Linked DNA regions of Mus musculus: region 2 is linked to region 1. The links are chromatin contacts, found by Hi-C in ENCODE. All regions are on one chromosome and are shown on one strand. The core of a region is the stretch at or near the end of the contact, and the rest is flanking DNA. Distances in the headings are between cores, read along the strand shown. Region 1 holds the start of Pwp2 (PWP2 periodic tryptophan protein homolog (yeast)). Region 2 overlaps Trappc10 (trafficking protein particle complex 10).

Region 1 (2,716 bases), core at 126-2,625:
TTTGCTTTTTTTTTTTTTTAAGATTTGTTTATTTATTATATGTAAGTACACTGTCGCTGTCTTCAGACACTCCAGAAGAGGGCATCAGATCCCATTACGGATGGTTGTGAGCCACCATGTGGTTGCTGGGATTTGAACTCAGGACCTTCAGAAGAGTACTCAGTGCTCTTAACTGCTAAGCCATCTCTCCAGCCCCAGGGTATTTGCTTTTAACTCAGCCAGTAAATAAAGGATAGTACGACGCCCACAACACACCACCACCAAGTGGTTTTCATTTGCAGGAATTGGAGGAATGCTTAAAGAAAATAAACACTGGGGCTGGAGAGATGGCTCAGTGGTTAAGAGCATTGGCTGCTCTACCAGAGGTCCTGAGTTCAAATCCCAGCAACCACATGGTGGCTCATAACCATATGTAATGGGATCTGATGCCCTCTTCTAGTGTGTCTGAAGACAGTGGCAGTGTACTCACATAAACCTTAAAAAAAAAAAAAACAAAAAAAAAACAAACATTTATTTAAAACCCTCTGAAAACCTATTTTATGTGCAGTTTAAAACTAATAAACTTGGGGAGCTGGGTATGCAAATTAGAACTTGGTACTTACTGAATGTCTACAGCCCTCTGAACTCTGTTTTCGGTAAACCTTTGACAGTTGGCCTGCAGATGTCAAGTCCATGTGTGGGGAGGTCTTTGAGACTTGATCCTGGCAGAAAAGCTTCCACCCGGCACTGCTAGCCTCCCGCATCCGTGTGTAGTCCTTTAGAGTGGAGTCTGGCTCTTGAGTTCACCGCCCACCCCCTGAGTTTCATATTTCTGAGTTCTCTACGGTTTTCTAATTATATATATTAAGAATAAAACAAAGGGGAGATCTAAAATGTTGGTAGTTCTGTTATTTCTCATGAAGACACCTTTCTCTGTAAGAGAGTTGGCAGCTCTTGTTCTCTGGGATGGGGTCTAGGAAAGGTGACGGCCGCACCTTGACACTGCAGGCGTTGGTTCCATTTTCACAGTGTTCTGTAACATAATGTCAGAGTAAGGCCGCTGTACTAAGATCGTTTAAAGTGTAAGCATTAAAATTCTAAAAATACACGTTTTAAGAAGAAACTCCGTTTGAACTTGGGTTTTTGTTTTTGTTTTGCACGGTTACAGGCGAGTGTGTGACGATTTGCTCGCTTTCTCAGCTCCGGACTGGGCTCTGCATGGAGACCTAGAACTTAGCTCCATTCTCCACCGTCCTAGCGGTCTCAGCTAGTTCACCGCTACGCAGCGCCTGCGTAGAGGCAGGGTGGTGGCGGGAGTGGGGGTGAGGGAGGGACGGGCGGGGCTTCCCAGGACACTAGGGTTGCGGCTCCGCCCCGGAAGTGCGCGTTTTAAGCGCCGGAGATTGTTTGTATTCCGGAAGTGGTTGCAGTACGGTACCCCACGTGTGGTTCCAGGATGAAATTCGCTTACCGGGTGAGCGGCGGGCCGGGCAGGGGCAACGGGAGGGCGATGGAAGGTTCCGAGGACGCGGGAGAGACCGAGGTCGTTGTCATCTCGGCTGCCTGTGGGAAGCACTAGTGGGTCGACCCATCGCAATCTATTGCTCCTGGTTTATACCAGGAGCTCCGGGCTCCTACCCAACAGGTCTCGGGCTGTACCCAGCCCTGTCCAAACTCCTCTTGCCAGACAACACAGCAATAGCTGCTGAAAGGCTCTTAACAACAAACTTCAAGCAACACCCAGCTCTCTACAGGGCCGCCAGTTCTTGGAGCAGTCTCGACAGCGCTCCTCTGCTGATCATACCTCTTAGGAGCCTAGCTCTGCCTGGTGTTATCTCGTTGCATAGCTGCCCACCTACACCCCAGATCGACTCCTGCCTTAGTTAGCCCAGGCAATCCCAGTAAGCAACTACCCTACTGCTCTGCTGGGCTTTGCAGTGTTTGGACATCTGTCCAATTGCCTATGTGCCGTTTCTATGTGGACATAGAACACAAGGCTCGGGTCTCTACACCCAGCTGTGTCTGCTGGATGGAGATGCTTGCCTTTGATAACTGAATGGATACACCGGGGCACTGATACTTAGCACGGTGGGCGTGGTGAGCATCTCCTGCAGCCCTGTTCACTGAAGCAGCTTCTCTTAGAATGGAGATCCTGTGCCCTTCTGTGCCTGGCAAATGCTTCCTGTCTTGGGAGTATAGTACCATTCAAGGGAACCCTGGGCTCCTGAGAATTAAGTTGGGTTCCTCCTCTGCCCAGGGGCAGGACACACCTATGGTCAGGTACTTTACTACCTATGCCCAGATGCCTCTCATCACCATTTCAGAGAGCTGACGCTGTGTTCTCTGTGTTAAAACTGATTCATTTCCTTTGCAGTTCTCGAATTTGTTGGGTACGGTTTATCGGTGTGGAAACTTAAATTTCACACATGATGGAAATTCTGTTATCAGCCCCGTGGGAAATAGAGTCACTGTGTTTGACCTTAAGAAGTAAGTATGGGGAGACAATGTTAGCAGGGACGTTATCCTCCGTGTGAAGGCTAGCCATCCTCTTTGTGGCTTGCAGGACTACTGGATTTAGGAGGACACAGGTCATGGTAGAGTTGCCTGCTGAGGTCCTCGTTTTTCATTCTAGTATCTAGAACACCAGCATTACTCTTAAAGGGAAAGGAAAAGTCATGTGCCTTTTGGCTGTTGGCTAGCAAGTAGGGGTGGTGGCAGATAGGAAGGTTATCTCAAA
Region 2 (2,716 bases), core at 64-2,563, 38 kb before region 1:
TTTCCTGCATAGTGTGTAGTGTTAAGGTTGGAGGAGAGAGCACATGGTGAGCCTCAAAATACTTAAAATGAACTTGTGCTGACACGCATGTTCTCCTCTGGCTGTCACGAGTATAAGTCGTGTTTTCCAGGATGCCCTGCCCAACATGTACTTTTTTGCATGCCAGGGACTTTCCTCGTCGAGAGGCTGGGTCTTTATATCTTCTGGTTCAGCTTGTGTGGCTGTGATTTTTAAGGCAGTCAATGCCTTCTGCTGGCCAGACCCCAGTCACTGTCATATGAAGCCTTGTGCTCTCAGAAAGCCATGAGGAGGCCCAAGCCATTAGAGACTCACCCACTGTGTTCCGTCTCCCAGCCTTAAAACACAGCTCCACACCTCACCTTCTGCTGCAGATCTATGAGCACAGTAGAACTAAATCACTACACAGTGTAGTGTAAGGTTTTACACCGTGGTGGCTAGTTGGAGAGACAGGAAGAAGGAAGAGAGAAGGGTGGGGTGGGAGGCATGGGAGTTTTGATTGAAGTTACCTTGTTTAATTTACTATTGATTCAAGAAGAATTTAATAGTGGTAAGTTCTCTTGAACCTAGGAGCATGCAGTGAGTTTGTATTCCTTTGTACCCTGTTATGGCCTTAGTCATAACTTCACAGAGGCCATGCACCATCCAACTTCCCCAGGTCCACTTAGTTTAGTTCTTGGGGTCATTGTAAATGGTTTCATTGAAATTATCCTAATAAGGATCATCCTTTTTGATTTTTCAGTGTTTGGGTTTTTTGTTTGTTTGTTTGTTTGTTTTGAGACAGGGTTTCTCTGTGTATCTCTGACTGTCCTGAAACTCACTCTGTAGACCAGGTTGGCCTCAAACTCTAAGATCCACCTGCCTCTGTGTGCCAAGTGCTGGGATCAGAGCTATGCACTACCACTGCCCCGCTTTGTTTTGTGTTTTGAGACAAGCTTTCCCTGTGCAGTTGATGCTGTGTTAACTTCAGCCTTGCAATTCTGCCGTGGCCTCTATAGTATTAGGGTTGCAGCATGTACTGTATTAGGGAGTACTGCTTTCTCTCACCACTTGGGTTAGTCCTGGGAGAGAGAAGTGGAGCTGTTTTGAGTTGAGCAGCTTCCTGTCAGCTCCTGTGAGCTGGGACAGCGTGAGGGAGCTGGGTGATCTTCTCTCTGGCTCTTATGTGGAGAATTCAAGGGGCATTGAAGTTGGATCAGGATTCCAGGGCTTCCTGAGAGCTGAGGGTTACTGTGTGTGTGGACAGCTGGCAAGAAGCTAGGGTCCTGGCTGACTAATGACAATGACAGCCTTACGGGGCTTGGGCACAGAGCCCTGACTAAAGCTCTTCCTCGGCTCTTGGGCAATAGCACCCTGGGTGACCTCCTCAGCTCTTCAGCCCTTGGTGCTGTATCTTATGTCTTTGGGTGCCAGAATATGCCAGTGCTGAGACACCCACTCGGTTTACCCTCTGGCTACCACAGTGTGTTAAAATGCTGTGACTAGTGGCTCTTTGTTACTGACACCCTCCCTGTTCCTAGAGACAAAGGGGCATTGGGAAGCTCGCCTTCACAGTGACTTATTTATTTTTAGGATACTGAAGTGTACAAAGCTACGGTAAAAGACGACCTCACCAAGTGGCAGAATGTTCTGAAAGCTCATAGCTCTGTGGACTGGCTAATAGTGGTAGTTGAAAATGATGCCAAGAAAAAAAACAAAACCAACATCCTTCCCCGAACTTCTATTGTGGACAAAATAAGAAATGACTTTTGTAATAAACAGAGTGACAGGTAAGTATGTCTTGCATTTTATCCACTTTGATGTTAGTGATAGCCGTTGACTCAGGCAGTCTAGAAAACTACAGAGGGGTGCAGGATCCCTTCCCTAAACCCCTCCTCTGTAATTCCTGGCCTAGCAGTTCATCTCCAGGTGGACAGCCTAGGGGGAGAGGCTTCTGGGCCAGTGGCCCTGGGGAAGATCAGTCCTTGAATAGGGTAGAATTCCCCAAGTAGTTTCTTAACCGTGAGACACGCATTTCTGTTTATAGTCCACTTTTTAAAAGTTCCTGGAAGGAAGTTGCAAAGCAGCAGCTTCATCCCTTCCTTGTAGTGTCTTACTGCTCCTCTGCGCCTGCTGGGACTTCCTCTCCTTAGCACTGCAGACACAGTTGACCAGGTGGCTGTGTGCTGACTCGTCTCGGAGATGCCCTGGTGAGACATGCTCTCATTCCCATGGTCATTGCCACCAGCGGAGGGTCCCCATGCTGCAAGAACCTATAAGAGTGCCACTAACCTGCTTTGGGGACCTGAGGGAGGTGTTTGGGGTCAGGGCTGGGCTGGGAAGTAGAGCATGTATGAAGTGAGTGGGAAAGCGCCCAGAGCAGAGCGGTTCCTCTGCGACTCTTCAGAACACTGTCATTTTCTATGCACATTGATAGCTGCTGTTGTCACTTAGTACATTGGGAATTTTCCGTGTATGCCCCTGTCCCATTATTGCTAGTGAACACATAATAGGGCAACACATCCATGTACAGTTCACACACAGAAACCTTGAGGACTGTTGGGCTCTTGTTTGCTTACTGTTCCTACAGACATTGTCCATGTCTTTCCAGCCCAGATCCTGTGAATGTCCTTAACGACTTCCTTAGAATCTGCTCCTTAAAGGGAAGTTGCTTGGTTACAGGTTCTGTCCATTCTTCACACCTTTGGCAAAATACTGC

Evidence for each region. Hi-C counts contacts between places; a loop is a spot of excess contacts on that map.
Region 2: a map of left cerebral cortex shows a loop between it and region 1 (2.5-fold over the local background). The contact joins the enhancer-like site here to the promoter of Pwp2 in region 1. A Hi-C loop is called at or near these places in 3 of 37 maps with a recorded cell type or tissue (CH12.LX, T-helper 2 cell and left cerebral cortex).

Annotation. Positions count from the first base shown.
Region 1 is chr10:78,183,808-78,186,523 of GRCm38, reverse strand. Pwp2 (PWP2 periodic tryptophan protein homolog (yeast)) reads left to right here and starts at 1,375. Exons shown (of 21, transcript NM_029546.2): 1 at 1,375-1,453; 2 at 2,354-2,466. The coding sequence starts at 1,436. It overlaps Trappc10 (trafficking protein particle complex 10), which reads left to right. Exons shown (of 23, transcript NM_001081055.2): 23 at 1-1,102.
Region 2 is chr10:78,221,735-78,224,450 of GRCm38, reverse strand. Trappc10 (trafficking protein particle complex 10) reads left to right here. Exons shown (of 23, transcript NM_001081055.2): 4 at 1,591-1,787. Among named protein-coding and RNA genes, the nearest start is that of Trappc10, 22 kb to the left of the region's middle. Within about 2 kb of position 1,313, at least 1 of the 3 ENCODE cell types and tissues checked has a DNase peak (open chromatin) inside an H3K27ac peak, as active enhancers do.